2 separate regions of the Homo sapiens genome follow, and region 1 is linked to region 2. Evidence: chromatin loops called from intact Hi-C (ENCODE). Cell type or tissue: ovary. All regions are shown on one strand. Links, peaks and the distances in the headings refer to the core of each region. The heading gives the core; the rest is flanking DNA.

What was found. Peaks named below come from ENCODE experiments on the same cell type or tissue, not always from the same donor. Only the 100,000 strongest peaks of a DNase experiment are listed, where the experiment ranks them.
Region 1: a loop joins it to region 2, with 1.9 times the contacts of the local background. A loop is called at or near these places in 13 of 110 quality-filtered maps.

Annotation. Positions count from the first base shown.
Region 1 is chr16:19,150,323-19,158,658 of GRCh38, reverse strand. No RefSeq gene overlaps it. Among named protein-coding and RNA genes, the nearest start is that of SYT17, 14 kb to the left of the region's middle. In ovary, for the core only: no CTCF peak of the experiment used is centred there; no DNase peak of the experiment used is centred there.
Region 2 is chr16:19,102,852-19,111,187 of GRCh38, reverse strand. No RefSeq gene overlaps it. Among named protein-coding and RNA genes, the nearest start is that of ITPRIPL2, 6.9 kb to the left of the region's middle. RefSeq lists enhancers at 2,086-2,175, 3,324-3,423, 4,501-5,359. In ovary, for the core only: no CTCF peak of the experiment used is centred there; DNase peaks (open chromatin) are centred at 3,208 and 5,075.

The DNA of each region.
Region 1 (8,336 bases), core at 277-8,276, 47 kb before region 2:
GTTTTGTTACATAGGTATATTGTATGATGCTGAGGTTTGGGCTTATAATGATCCCGTTGCCCAGATAGTAAACACAGTACCCAATAGGTTGTTTTTCAACCATTGCCCCCCTTCCTTCTCCTCCCTTTTGGGGTCTCCAGTGCTTATTGTTCCCATATTTATGTCCATGTGTACCCAGTGTTTAGCTCCCACTTATAAGTAAGAACATTCTGTGTTTGGTTTTCTGTTTCTGCATTAATTCACTTAGGATAATGGCCCCCAGCTGCATCCCTATTGCTGCCGAGGATGTTATTTTATTCTTTTTGTGGCTGCATAGTATTCTGTGGTGTATATTTCCCACACTTTCTTTTTCAATCCACCACTGATGGGCACTTAGGTTGATCCCCTGTCTTAACTACTGTAAATAGCGCTGCCATGAAGATACGAGTGCCTTTTCGGTAGAATGATTTATTTTCCTTTGGGTATATACCCAGTAATGGGATTGCTGGGAGTTTCTGCATTGCTTACAAGCTCTATGTGATGCTGATGCTGCTAGTCCACAGACCACAGATTAAGTAGCAAGGATCTAGAATAGATGCATTTACCCCTGCACACACATGAGGGCTCAGCCCACTTCCATAGGGAGCATGAAAAGGACCAGAAGGCAGACAGACCCTGTCCCAAAGCAGGTGGGACACAGTTGAAAGAATGTGGAGTCACAGAGACCTCAGTTCAAATAGGGACTATGTTGCTCACCAGTTTTCTGAGCCTCGGTTTCTTCATCAGTAAGTGGGCATGTAATCTGCTTTCCTGGGACGTATGACATGCAAGATGAAGTGAAGGAGTTGGAAGCTGCTGGCATAGTGTCTGGCATGTGGTACCCACTCTGCCATGTAGTTCCCCTTCCTCTGAATGATCAGGTCTCATGTGATGGTCTGGGGCCTGTCATGATTGAGGGCACCCATTAGTCATGCCAACACCAACATTAACAAGGTGTTCTGTCTTTCTCTCCTTCTGCCTTGACCAACTGCCTGCCTTCTAGAGCCCTGTTATCTAGCAGAAAATGCAAGGTACCCACCAAAGTCCATCTTCCTTTCTCTTATGGAAATAGAGTTATGGCTGGGCATGTAGCTGCCCAGCTAGAATCTACATGACTTACTGATGTACCTGAGTTTCTGATAGATCTGGACTCAGGAGCTCAAACCATGAAGCTGGTTCTCTGCCTCTCCACTTCTCATTTTTCCTTTGGCCTATCTACACAAATCTCCAAAATGTGTTCCCAGCCCGGATGCCTTCTCTGAACTCCAAGGCACCATATATAACTGCCGTTTCTTCTCCAGCTGCATGTTTAAGAAAGGATTTTCAAATTATGCTTAAACACAGTTTCTCACTTTTTTTTGTAAATACAGTTTTATTGGGAACACACATTTTCTACGGGAGTTTTCATGCAGCAGTGGCAGGGTTGAGTTGTTGTGACAGAGACTGTATGGCTTGCAAAGCCCAAAATATTTGCTATCTGACCCTTTACAGAAAAAAAAAATTCCAACCCCTGTCTAAGAAGCATAACAAGTTTTGTATTCCAAGACCAAATTTCTCACCTGCCCCTTAATCCCCTAAACCTGCTTCTTCCACTGTCTTCCCTCTCCAAGTTACTCAAGTCAGAACCCTTGGAGCCATCCTTGAGATATAGATATAAAAATATAGATATAGATTCTCTTGTACCCTACACCCAATCAGAAAAGCCCTGTTAAATCTTGTCCTCTTTACATTCCAAATATACCCAGAATCTGACAATTTATCATCATTTCCCATGAGGTCCCATGAGAGATGTTGAGGTCCCATTATCTTTCCCCTGGATTATTTCAGTAGCTTCCTAACTGGACTCTCCATTTTCTCCATCACCAACTCCTACCTGATACTCTATTCTCAACCAGCAGCCCACATGAGCTGTAGAAACAGTAAGTCATACTATGTCATTCCTCTACTCAAAGCCCTTCAGTAAATTTACTTTAACTGAGTAATTTACTCAGTTAAAGTAAAGTCAAAAAGATTCCACATAACCTGGCCCTCCATCATCTACCTCTTTGTTCTCATCTTTACTACCATCCCCTCACTCCATTCCAGCCACACCAGCCTCCTTGCTGTTCCTCGAGCACCAGGCAAGCTCCCAGCCCAGGGCCTCTGCACTTGAACTTTCTGCCTGTTTCACTCACCCCTCTGAAATCCCCCATGGCTCACTCCTTCATCTCTATAACAGGCAGCTTTTAAGATGGCCCACAGTGATCCTCCTCCTGGTATTAACACCCCTGTGTAATCTCCTCCCATTGAGTGTGGGCAGGACCTATCACAGGTGATGGATGTCACTTCTGTGATTAGGCTACGTAAGGCAGTAACTTCTGTCTTGGCAGCAGATTCCCTCCCTTGCTGGCTTTGGGGAAGCAAGTTGGCATGTTGGAGAGACCCACATGGCAAAGAAATGAGGGTGTCTAGCTAGGAACTGAGACCCTCAATCCAGCAGACCTAGAGGAACTGAAATTCTGTGAACAACCACGTGAGCTTGGAAGCTGATCCTTCCCTCATTGAGCCTTCAGATAAGAACACAGCCCAGCCAGCACCTTGATTAAAGACTTGTGAGAGATCCTAAAGTAGAAGATTGAGCTAAGCTATGCCCAACTCCTGGACCACAGAAACTGTAAGTTAATAAATATCTGTTCTTTTAGCAGCTAAATGTATGGTAATTTGTTAAACAGCATTAAATAATACTTGACCTTCTCAGTCCAATCTTCTTTGACTTTTCTCTTTAAAATAGCAACCTTTATTCTTGCCTAGGAGCTCCCAGTTCCCCTGCTTTGCCTAATTTTTCTCCATAATACATATCACCATGTGACATATCATATAAAAATATATTTTTTATATTTTTTTGTAGTATGTTTCATCAACTAGAAGTAAACTCTTTGAGCACAGGGGTTTTATTTCTTCCACAGTTGAATCACTAATATCTAGAACAGTGCCTAACATGTAGAAGCTACCCAATAATATTGTCAGATGAATGAATGAATCAATGAATGAATGAATTCTGTTGACAGTCTCCTTCCACAAAAGTGGACAAATTGCACTAATGGATGTCAGCTCTACAATTTCTTAGCACAGCAATCCCAATGAGAAAAGATATTTTTGCAGACATCCATCTATATCTATCCAGAAAAAACCCAATTGGCCCTACTTGGGTCTTGTCCCTCTTTGTTAAGAGAAACATGGGAAAATGTCCTAAGTAAAGCCTGAGATCTTCTGACACTCCCATAACAATTTTGCCTTCTCAAGAGTAGCAGAAGAGTTTTAACACTTTATCCATTGTTCTCAAATAAGGCTCAATGAGGCCTACCTATGTACTATTCCAGGAAGAGCTTGTTTCTCTAGGTGAGGAAGAATTCAGTATTGTCTAAAGAGCCATCACTCTGCACAAAGATTTACATGCCAATGTTCACAACAGCATTATTCATAATTGTCAACAAGTGGAAACAATCCAGAAGTCCATTGATAGGCTAATGGATAAACAAAATGTGGTATAGTCATACAATGGAACGCTTTTCTGCAATAAAAGGGAAGGAACTACTAATGCATGCTACAACTTAGATTACCTGAAACACATCATACTAAGTGAAAGAAGCCAGCTGCACCACTGCCCCCGCCTCGAAAAATAAAAATTAAGAAAACCCGCACATATTGTATGGCTCCATTTATATGAAATGTCCAGAAAAGGGAAATCTATAAAGACACAAGATAAACTAGTGGTTTCCCAGGGCTGGGAATGGGAAATGGGGAATGAATGTAGACAGCACAAAAGATTGGGGGGATAGCGGTGGTGATGGAAACGTTCCAAAACTGTACTATGGTGATGGTTGCATGACTTTGTGAATCAATGTAGATCATTAAATTGTGCACTTAAAATGGGCGAATTTTATGGTATGTAAATTATATGTCAACAAAGGTGTTTTTAAAAAGAAAAAAATGAAAAGCTCTTGCTAAATTTTTTTTAATTCTATGTTGAAAGGATCCTCTGTCAAATTGTCTTTGAGAATTATGCTTCCTTCCTTTTTAGATGTTTCTATGAAAGATCAATGTAAAAGGTCCCTTCAGTGTCTCAAAAATATAAATGAAGTTTATAAATAAATTAATGAATACTTCCAAATGGCCTGATTTCTGCCTTGTGTAAGGCAATAAAAGGGGCCATAACATTCTGACTTTTGAAATGATTTTCTGTTCATGTTTGCAGAGCCATCGTTGTCTGACCTCATCACTGAGTGAACTGCACCAGCTCCAAGGACCATTGCCCATCAAAGCAACTGACAAATGCCACATTCACATAGAAAACAGGAATAGTGAAAGCAAAGTCTTGCATTGTGACTACTGGGGATTGAGGAAGAGTAAAATGCTCTGATTCGCCTGTCTTGTAGTGACCTGCAATTTCCATTTCAATGCAATCAAAGGAGGATGGAGGTAATCTCAACTTTGGTAGCCCTTAAAGTGCTACCCTGGATCAATGGCAGGTGCAAAGGAGGATGTAGCACTGCAATTGGCCCAGCCTGTGTCACGTGTCCGTGCCTATGGCGAGGGGTAGTGCACCAAGATTTGTAGCCCCACTAGAAACATGTAGAACAAGAGATGGATAGTTCCCACAAAAGGAAATAAAATGATGAGACAGAAACATCAGGTAACTTATGTTATTCCAATGTGCAGAAAAATCATAATGGGGCAAGATACTCTGGGGATAAGGGCAGTTGGTATTGTAAGTGACAGTTTAACAGATGCTCATGGGGCAGTGCCCTGGTTATAGCAAGACCTCTGGTTAAAGTGAGCCTTGTACCCATCCAAGTCTTCTGTCTCCATTCAAGGGGACATACACGTGTTGAGGACTCTGGGAGGGCATGTGTTGCAAAGGTGATGGTCCCTGGATGACCCACATGGTAGGCAGCTCAACGCCAGTTCCCTTCCACTTCTCAGACTTACGCTTGTGCAGATCTGGCTACAAAAAATTAGCAGGATCCTGTGCAAGAAGAAAATTCAAGACCCCTAATTCAAAATTATTAAGGTTTGCAAGATGACCACAGCAATGCATCAAACCAAGTAGGGGATCCCTCTGAGCACTGGACTTGCGCCATTGCCCAGGTCCTGTGCTCACATCACCAGTCCTGTCCTCATGACATAAATTTCTTCCTCCTTGTCCCACCTAGGGGACAACAGTACCTTCTCCCCTCCTCCTCTGAGTCACTCCTGCACTACCTCTTCCTTCATCCACAGCACACCCGCTTACACAGAATTAAGAACTAAAATCGGAAACAAAAAAAAACAAAAGATCAAGACAGCCACTTCCCTCTGCAAGTTTAAATCCAAATATCTTTGAGGCTAGAGAACTCTGTGAGGAAAAGAAATTCACATGTTTAAGAGTTTATTCTTTAGCTGGGCATTGTGGGGTGCATCTGCAGTCCCAGCTACTCGGGGGCTGAGGCAGGAGGATGGCTTGAGCCTGGGAGTTGAAGGCTGCAGTGAGCTATGGTGCCACCACTGTACTCCAGCCTAGGTAACAGAGTCAGACTCTGTCTCTCAAAAACTTAAAAATTAAATTTAAATAAATAGTATATTCTTAAAGTGTCTCATGGTGTTTACTCTCATCCTTGCCCAGAAATAACTCCAGTATTCTTTGTGGGACTTGGGTGGAAGACAATGAAGAGAGTAGCATCCAGGATGGAGCCCCAATCACAAGGGCTGCCACCACTTCGTGGTGTTTAATAATAACGATTTTTGCTGGGCACGGTGGCTCACGCCCATAGTCCTAGCACCTTGGGAGGCCGTGGTGGGTGGGTCACTTGAGCTCAGAATTTGAGACCATCCTGGGCAACATGGCAAAATCCCATCTCCAAAAAATACAAAAATTCGCCGGGCATGGTGGCATGCAACTGTAGTCCCAGCTACTCAGGAGGCTGAGGTGGGAGGATGGCTTGAGCCCAGGAGGCAGAGGTTGCAGTGAGCCAAGATCGTGCCACTGCACTCCAGCGTGGGCAACAGAGTGAGACCCTGTCTCAAAACAAAACAAAGCAAAACCAATTTTCGTCTATTGAACCCTTACTATTTGACAAAACACTGCCTTAAGATTTTTGCATATAGGTATGCCTTTCCATTCTCACACCAACTCTGCAAGCCAGGCACAGAGACAGAAAAAAACTACTATTCCCGTTTAAAAAAAAAAAAAAAATGAGGCCAGACGGCTAGTAAGTGACAGAGTAGGATTTGAATCCAGATCTGACAGAGGGTTTCTGCTACACCAAAAAACATTTGATCATTCTATTTATTTTGTTTGTTCAGTTTGGGGTTTTCTTTGAGACAGGGTCTCACTCTGTCACTCAGGCTGGAGTGCAGTTGTGCAATCACAGCTCACTACAGCCTCAACTTGTCAGACTCAAGCAATCCTCCTGCCTCAGCCTCCCAAGTAGCTGGGACTATAGGTTTATGCCACCAAACCTGGTTGGGTTTTTTGTTGTTGTTGTTTTTGTTTTTGTTTTGTCAAGACAGGGTCTTGCTATATTGCACAGGCTGGTCTCAAACTCCTGGACTCAAGTGATCCTCTCACCTCAGCCTCCCAAAGTGCTGGGATTATAGGAGTGATCCACCTCTCCTGGCCTGATCATTCTATTTCTAACCCCTGAAGTCTCAACACAGGGCAAATGAAGACACTATATCTTGAGCTGCATTTTGATTCCTTTTGCAATAGTCAAATTATGTTAAAATTGATGAACCTTGAAAGTTATCATGAAAAAAATGTCAAAGATAGGCCAACCAAGGCATTTTTGGTGGGGCTCAGTGTCAAAGCCTAACTGATTCCCCATTGTTCTAGATATCTGTGGGTTCAGAGTTAAGACCAATGAAGCTCAAGCCACTCATCTTAGTGAATAAGCCAAACAGGAGATCAGTAAAAATGAAGAAGCATAAACCATCCTTCAGAGACAGGATGGGTCAGAAATCGTTTTAGGTCACTGGAGAAGAGAATGCACTAAAATAGAGGAAACTTTCCCAGGTCTTCCTAAAACGTTGCTTGGATCATTTATTCCACAAGGTGCAATGAGCATGAATTTCTATGAGCCAGCACTGCCCTGGGGGCAGGATATGGAGAATACAAACCATGCCACTGCTCAGCTCAGAAGTTTCCAAGCACTGGCCAGGCACAGTGCCTCATGCCTGTAATCCCAGCACTTCAGGAGGCCAAGGCAGGAAGATTGCTTGAGACTAGGAGTTTAACTTCCCTGGGCAACATAGAGAGACCAAGTCTCTACAAAAAAAAAAGAAGAAAAAAAAAAGAAAGAAGGAAAAAAAAAGAAAAAAAAGCTGGCATGGTGGCAGGCACCTGTAATCCCAGCTATTTGGGAGGCTGAGGAGGGAGAATTGCTTAAGCCCAGGAGGTTAAGCCTGCAGTGAACTGTGATTGTGCCACTGCACTCCAGCCCGGATGACAGGGCAAGACCCCGTCTCAAAATTTAAAAAAGAAGCTTTCATGCTCCCATTGCCCAGCATTCACGGCTTTGTAGGCTTCACCCCTCTGGTAGAGGGCCTGTATACCATGCACGGAAACCGGGAGAAGGGGAAGGATGATAAAGAGAGAGCTGAATTAAAAGAGCGGTGTTGGGCTTTCGGAAGGGGGAAGTGTCTCCTGACTGTCATACCCTGAGTTAATAGTGACTCTGTGGGGCCGGGCTGTGGCTCACGCCTGTAATCCCAGCACTTTGTGAGGCAGAGGTGGGCGGATCACGAGGTCAGGAGTTTGAGACCAGCCTGGCCAACATGGTGAAACCCCATCTCTACTGAAAATACAAAAATTAGCTGGGCATGGTGCGTGCACATGTAATCCCAGCTACTCCGGAGGCTGAGGCAGGAGAATCATTTAAACCTGGGAGGCAGAGGTTGCAGTGAGCCGAGATCGTGCCACTGCACTCCAGCCTGGGCGACAGAGCAAGACTCCGTCTTGGAGAAAAAAACAAAACAAAACAAAACAGTGACTCTTTGTGGTTGGGCTGTCTTCACTGATGGACCACATTTTGCCTCCCTGACCACCAGACCTCCCTGATGAGGAGAGTGGATCCCCCACCACAGTCTCAGAAAGAATGGCATCCAACACCCAAGTGCATACCCTTCAATCTTCACATTGGAGTAAGTTCAGCCAAAAACTGTAAGCCTTTCCCCTGGATCTGGAGTGACCCAGAGAGACATTTCCTGCCTCTCAATTCCCACCTCCAAAGAAAATGCTGCAGTGAGTAACCGTGTAGTTAGTAAATGGGGCTGGTCCCCTTGATTGCAAGTTGACTCTAATG
Region 2 (8,336 bases), core at 170-8,169:
TCTCTCCCCCAAGGAAAGTCATGTTGCTGCGGCTGGAAAAAGATGGATGAGATGTTTTGACATGCAGAGATGACAGCTGGCCACCTCTTTTGGATAACTCTCTTAACCTATCTTTGCTTCTATCTCCCGATCTATAAAATGGAGTGCTACCAACAGAGTGGTTTATTTTTCCCCTGGCAGATATAGTGGTATGCTATCTCCAACTATACAAATAATGGCAATGCTCTAGGTCAGAGTTAGCAAACACTATTTTTTTTTTTTTTAAAGAAATAGGTCTTGCTCTGTTGCCTAGCCTGGAGCACAGTAGCACAATCACAGCTCACTGCAGCCTTGAGTTTCTGGGTTCAAGGGATCCTCCTGCCTCAGCCTTCCAAGTAGTTGGAATTACAGGCATGCACCACCACACCTAGCTAATTTTTAAATTTTTTGTAGACATGGGGTCTCACTATGTTGCCCAGGCTGGTCTTGAACTCCTGGCCTCAAGCGATCCTCCTGCCTTGGCTTCCCAAAGTGCTGGGATTACAGGCATGAGCCACCGTGCCTGGCCTGGCTCACACTTTTTGTAAAGGGCCACAGAGTAAATATTTTAGGCTTGGGTGTCATAAAATCTCTACTATAACTACTCAGGTCCACTGCTGTAGCCCCAAATAGCTGGGTTTGGGGCTGTTGCTTGGCAAACTTCGGCTTGCATTAGGTTGGTGCAAAAATAATTGCGGTTTTTGCCATGACTTTTGTTACTAATAGCTGCATTCCTCTACCTCTGTCTTTTTTTTTTTTTTTTTTTTTTTTTTTTTGAGACGTAGTTTTGCTCATGTTGCCCAGGCTGGAGTGCAATGGCATGATCTCGGCTCACCGCAAGCTCCGCCTCCCAAGTTCAAGCGATTCTCCTGCCTCAGCTTCCCGAGTAGCTGGGATTACAGGCATGTGCCACCACGCCCAGCTAATGTTGTATTTTTAGTAGAGATGGGGTTTCTCCAGGTTAGTCAGGCCAGTCTTGAACTCACGACCACAGGTGATCCACCCGCCTCGGCCTCCCGAAGTGCTGGGATTACAGAAGTAAGCCACTGGACCCAGCTACCTCTGTCTTTATTTGGCCTTCTTCCCTGTGCATATTTCTAGGTCTTTGTATCCAAATCTTCCCCTCCTTTTTCATATAAGGACACTATTCATTGAATTTAGGGCCCACCCTAATCCATCTTAACTTGATGACCTCTACAAAGACCCAAATAAGGTCACCTGCACATGTCCAGGAGTTAGGATTTGAACTTACCTTTTAGGGAGACACAATCAACCCACTACAGCAGCTAGAGATGATCTGTCAGTGAGTGGATAGGGCTGTTCCCATCAAATTTATTTATGGATGCTGAAATTTGAATTTTGTAAGATTTTCGTGTGCCATGAAATACACTTCTTTTGATTTTTTTCAACCGTTTAAAAATATAAAAACCTGCTGGGCACAACGGTTCATGCCTGTAATCCCAGCACTTTGGGAGGCCAAGGCAGGAGGATTGCTTGAGCCCAGGAGTTCAAGACCAGCCTAGGCAACACAGTGAGACCCTGTCTCTAGAAAAAAACAAAACAAAACAAAAAAACTAGCTGGGTGTGTTGGTGCACACCTGTAGTCCCAGCTACTCAGGAAGCTAAGACAGGAGGATCATTTGAGTCTAAGATGTCGAGGCTGCTGTGAGCTGTGAACTATGATCATGCCACTGCATTCCAGCCTGGACAACAGAACGAGACCCTAACTCTAAAAAAATATAAAAACTAATCTCAGCTCGAGGGTCATACAAACACGCTCAATGTACCTGGAGGCTACTGTCACAAAATACCACAAACCAGGTGGTTTAAGCAACAGAAGTGTATTCTTTCAGAGTTCTCAAAAGCAGGAATCTGAAAGGGTGTCTGCAGGGCTGTGCTCCCTTTTGAGGCCCCAGGGGAGAACCCCTCCTTGCCTCTTACAGCTTCCGGTGGCTCCAGGCGCCCCTTGGCTTGTGGCTATCTGACTCCCATCTCTGCCTACATCTTGCATGGCCTTCTCCTTTTCTGTTTCTTTTCTTTTCTTTTTTTGAAACAGGTTCTCATTCTGTCACCCAGGCTGGGCTGGAGTACAGTGGGTGATCATGGCTCTCCACATCCTTGACCTCACCTCCTGGGCTCAAATGATCCTCCTGCCTTAGCCTCCTTGAATAGCTGTGACTACGGTGTGCACCACCACACCCAGCTAATTTTTTATTTTTTGTAGAGATGGGGTCTCACTCACTGTGTTGCCCAGGCTGCTCTTGAACTCCTGGACTCAAGCAATCCTCCTGTCTCGGCCTCCCAAAGAGCTAGGATTACAAGTGTGAGCCACCGTGCCTGGCCTTCTGTTTCTTATAAGGACACCTGTCATTGGATTTAGAAGACACTGGGGTTATCCCATTGATCTCAACTGGAGATCTGTAATTTAAGGATCCTTAATTTAAAGATTCTTAAATCATGTCTACAAAGACGCTTTTTTTCAAAGAAGGTCACATTCACAGGTTCTAGAGGTTAGGATGAAAACATATATTTGGGAGGACCATAATTCATCCCCGCTACACCGAGTAAATGACGTATTACTATTGCTATTTTTCCTGCCTGTAATCTGTTTCCATAGGTCATTTCCTCTAAAGGGCTCAAGGTACAGGCCTCAGAACTTTGCACTTGGCAAATCTACTATATGTGTCAGAGCAAATACAAATGTATTCATTCATTAATTTACTGCTCATATTTGTGGGTTCTTAACATGTGCTAGGCCAAGGGAAATGTGAAGGAAAACACAGGGCTTTGAGCTTACAGACGAAAATGGTACATACACAGTGTGTAGGTGGATTAAGAAAATTGTCACCGTTGGCCGGGCACAGTGGCTCATGCCTGTAATCCTAGCACTTTGGGAAGCCAAGGCAGGCAGATTGTCTGAGCTCAGGAATTCGTGACTAGCCTGGGCAACATGGCGAAACCCCGTCTCTACTAAAAATACAAAAAATTAGCTGGGCATGGTGTCACACGCCTGTAATCCCAGCTACTCAGGAGGCTGAGGCACGAGAATTGCTTGAACCTGGGGGGCGGAGGTTGCAATGAGCCGAAATCGTGCCACTGCACTCCAACCTGGGCAACAGAGTGTGACACACACCTGTAGTACCACCTACCCATGAGGCTGAGGTGGGAGGTTCACTTGAGCCCAGGAGGTTGAGGCTGCAGTGAGTCATGATTGCGTCATTGCATTCCAGCCTGGGCCACAGAGCAAGACCCGGTCTGAAAACAAACCAAAAAAAAAAGGAACCAAAAACCAAAACTCCTTTAGCATTTAATATTTGACAAAGGTCACTCCTATGGCTTTTGTTTTCAATAGCTTAGCAAGTATATATACAGACACTCCTCCCAGAGTTTCTGATGTCTTGGAGGTGTGTCTCACAGAGGATGAATGTGAGCACTGATGAGAGGAAAAGAGGGAGAAGTGATTCATTTCCCACAGTGGGAGCAGGGGGAGCTCATGGACAGGTAACATGTAACCAGGTTTTGAAGGACAGGAAACGATAGCCCATTTGATGCCTGTATCACACGCCTCCTAGATGTGGCGATTCCTCAGCAGTATCTCTTGAAATGCTCAGAACAAGCCCAATGAGGCAGGTGCTGTTATTATTGCCATTCACATATGAGAAAAGTGAGGACCAGCCTGGCCAACATAGTGAAACCCTGTCTCTACTAAAAATACAAAAAATTAGCTGGGCGTGGTGGTGCACACCTGTAATCCTAGCTGCTCGGGAGGCTGAGGTAGGAGAATCACTTGAACCCAGGAGGCAGAGGTTGCAGCAGGCCGGGATCGCTCACACCAGCCCGGGTGACAGTGCGAGACTCCGTCTCAAAGAAAAGAAAAAAGAAAAGTGAGGCTGAGAGAGGTTAAGTAACTTATTAGAAAACACTGCAGGGGCCGGGCGCAATGGCTCATGCCTGTAATCCCAGCACTTTGGGAGGCCAAGGTGGGTGGATCACTTGGGGTCATGAGTTTGAGAACAGCCTGGCCAACATGGTGAAACCCTGTCTCTACTAAAGATATAAAAATTAGCTGGGCATGGTGGCACATGCCTGTAATCCCAGCTACTCAGGAGGCTGAGGCGTGAGAATCACTTGAACCCAGGAGGTGGAGGTTGCAGTGAGCCAAGATCGTGCCACTGCACTTTAGCCTGGATGACAGAGCAAGACTCCATCTCAAAATAAATAAATAAAAATAAAAATCACACTCCAGCCTGAGCAACATAGTGAGACCCTGTCATAAAAAAAAAAAAATTAGCTGGGTGTGGTGGTGTATGCCTATTGTCCCAGCTGATCAGGAGGCTGAGGCAGGAGGATCACTTGGGCCTGGGAGGTTGAGGCTGCAGTGAGCCTGATGATTGCACCACTGCACTTCAGCCTGGGTGAGAGGGAGAGACCTGTCTCCAAAAAGTCACACAGCTGGCAAGTCTGACTACAGAGCTGGACTCTTCGTCCCTGTACTTCACTCTTTTACATTGTAAAGGGCTTAATAGGACAGAAAGGAAAAGAGCAGTGTAGTTTATGTTCATGTATATTTCCCTAACCAGATGATGAGGCTCTTGAAGTCAGGGACTTTGCCATATTCATTTTGGTATCCCGAGTAGCCTACGCCATGCCTGGTACTTTACAGAGATTTGTTGAATGAATGAATGAATGAATGAATGAATAGGATTTTGACCAGCAGAAATTCAAGGAGACCATTCCAGGTAATACAAACAAAATGTGCATATGCTTGTGGTCAAGGAGCATGTGACCGCTTGGGGGAACAGGACATCAGTCCTATTGTTACGGAAGTGTAGAATTTTTGAATGGACACCGTGGTTGCACTTACTAGCCATTCATTTCAGCTTTCCTCTAGGGAGCTTCTACAGCAGGAGCTGGGAAGCAAAACACATTCCCACATTTCCTGGCATGAAGACAGGAGCCACCCGAGACACCCGCTTTGCTAGTGTGGCTGGCAGCAGAGGTGGGGTGGTTCTGAAACTCCGCAGCTGGAGCAGGGGCCCTGGTTCTGCAGGCAGCTTCCTGGTGGGGACAGAGGCGGCGGCTTCCTTGGTGGCCCAGTTTCTGCTCTGTGGCTTAAGAGTTATTTCTGGAAGTTCCGCTCAGATTCCTTTACTGCAGCCTTCCCAGTGATTCTCAGACTCTCTGTGATAAATGACCTGTTGCTGGTTTGTTATTTAAAATTTCCTGTTGGTTCTACTCTGCAAGACTATCACATAGCTCATGTCATGTGCAATTCACAGACAACTTAGACTTTTGACGATTATTTTATTAAAAATCTGCTTTTGGCCAGGTGAGGTGGCTGGCGCCTGTAATCTCAGGACTTTGGGAGGCCAAGGTGGGAGTATTGCTTGAGACCAGGAATTCGAGATCAGTCTGGGCAAAAGAGCAAGATCCCATCTCTACACAAAAAAAAATTGTTAATCACCTTGCATGTTCAATATTTGACCAGGCCTATCTTTATTTAGAGATTATCCACACTGACCTGTGCCTAGAAAGATGAGCCTGTCAGTCACACTCTTGTAAATGTCACAGCAATGTCAAGTTGATGCAGATGTTTCTAAACACTCTCAAGGGACTGGACCAGGACCACCAGTAACAAGGGAGCCCAATGCACAACTTTGCCAACAATGCCACCCAGTACTGAATGGCAACCAAGCAACCCATGCCGATCTCTCTTGGGGAGTCTGAATGAATGGGACACAGAAGCCCTGAGGAAGGAGAATTCAGAATTAAGCAGAAGCCGTAAATCAGCAGAAGCTATAGAGTAGGCAAAGGCCAGGGGGCAATGGCAACCTCGGTGGGTCAGGGGAGAGTAGGAAGAAGCAAGGTGACCAAACAGCTGAGTCCAAGAATGTTGGGCTATCGGAGTTGATTTGGGGGCACAAAAGCTGCCGTGGGGCCTGAATGACCTTACAGCTCTTTTTTCTGGCTTGAGTAAGTAGTGCTGTCTGGGTTCCCTGTGATCCTTCTAACAATCCCTGCTGGAGTCTGAGATCGTCCGAATGTGTCTCTTCCTTGCCACCCAGACTGGTTGGATGGTGGCAGCATGGGGTGGGGAGGCTCTTCAGCCCAGATCCTCAGAAAACAGAACCTAAGGGTATGGCTTGCCTATGAGTGTTTTATGGGGAGTGGTTCAAGCCCAAGGAAGCTTTGCAGCAAACACAGCTGGTTCCTCCATCCCCTTCAAAGAGGCTGCACAGAGCCTCTTAATCTCTAAACAGTTGGGGAGAAAAAAGGGCAAACAATTGAGCTGATGATTCTTCCCATCTCCTGTCTCTTGTTGGTCAAAGGATACCCACAGGATATTTACTGCCCCCACTCCGGGCCTTGTCATCGGCTGATGCAGAAGCCAGCGTCCCTGAAAGTCCCTGCCTGTACATGTGGGTGGTCTCTCCTTATCGGTCAGCACCACACAAAGAGGTCCTTAGTCTGTGGCAGGAGTGGCAGCAGCCAGTTCTTTCCAGCTGTGAAAATAGAATGATCCCTTGCTAGAGCTGCGCTTGTTAAGAAACAAGGCAGGCCAGGTACGATGGTTCACACCTGGAATCCCAACACTTTGGGAGACAGAGGCGGGAAGATCACTTGAATCCAGGAATTTGAGGCTAGCCTGGACAACATAGTGAGACCCTGTCTCTACAAAAAATTATTTTAAAAAAATTAGCCAGGCGAGGTGGTGTACACTTGTAGTCCCAGCTACTCAGTGGCTGAGGTGGGAGGATTGCTTGAGCCCTGGGAGGCTGCGGCTGCAGTGAGCCCTAATCATGCCACTGCACACCAGCCTAGGCAACAGAACAAGACCCTGCCTCAAAACACACACACACAGAGACACACACACAGACACACACACACACACATGAAACAAGGCAAGTGGCTGAGGCCCAGGAGTGCAGATGGGGCCAAATGGATCTGGGGTGACCCATAAGCTGGGTCTGGTACAAAAGGCTTCCTGGAAGAGATGTCTGCTAAGCTGATTTTGGAGGATGAATTGATCGTTGTTAGATAAAGAGATGGAGAAGGACATCCTGGGCAGAAGTCACGTCATGCATGGAATCCTGGAGAAATGAAAGACCATGGTTTGAAATGCAGTGGGTCTGAAGTTTGGGACTGGAGAAAGCAATACTGAGAGATGAGACTGGAGAGTGTGCCACAAGGCAGGCCACGATGGACTCTGTGTACCATGTTGTTTGGTTAGGATGCTCTTGTCTGCAAGTAACAGAAGGCCCTCACTCTTCTAATTTAAACAACAAAGACATGTTACAACCTTACCTAACTGGACATCTGGAGGTGGAGTGGCTCCAGGCTTGCTTATTAAATGGCTCAACCATGATGTCAAGTTCCTTCCATCTTTCTGCTCTGATATCTTCAGACTAACTTTCCTCCTGGTTACACAGTGACAGCCATGGATCTAGGCATCACATCCAGACATAGCAACATCCATCAGAAAATGGACCTAGCACCATGCCTGGTACTTTATTGAGTTGACTCTCTTTTTTTAGCGGGATCTCTATTTTACAGCAAGGAAATCTTTTGCAGAAATCTCGTAACTTAGACACATGACCACATATAACAGCAAAGGAGGCTGGGAAATATACTCATTATCCTAGATTCTACGTGTCTTGCTAAACATAAGTGTTTCATTACTGTAAGAAAGAAAGAGAATAAATATTGGGGGACACTCATCACCCTTTGCCATAGTAGGCAACCAACAGTATCTGCTCCATGAGCCACTGTTGGATCAGTCCCATGCTAATTGTGATTTCTAATTAAGTGTATTTTCAAATATATTATAAGTTGCTTTGAGAGCAGGGTCCATGTCTGTCTTATAGGTACTCAATTACCTATAAGACCAACAGAACAAAAGAAGGAATGAATCTTATTTCAGTAGTCCAGCAAAGTAGCCCTGGATTGCTAAAGAACCTTTCATTAGAAAAATGCTCTTCCGGCTAGGCACGGTGCCTCACACCTATAATCCCAGCACTTTGGGAGGCCAAGGTGGGCGGATCACCTGAAGTCGGGAGTTTGAGACCAGCCTGACCAACTTGGAGAAATCCCATATCTACTAAAAATACAAAATTAGCTGGATGCAGTGGTGCATGTCTGTAATCCCAGCCACTTGGGATGCTGAGGCAGGAGAATCACTTGAACCCAGGAGGGAGAGGTTGCAGTGAGTGGAGATTGTGCCATTGCACTCCAGCCTGGTCAATGAGAGTTAAACTCTGTCTGAAAAAAAAAAAATGAAAAGAAAAGAAAGAAAGAAAAATGCTCTTCCCTGGTCTCTA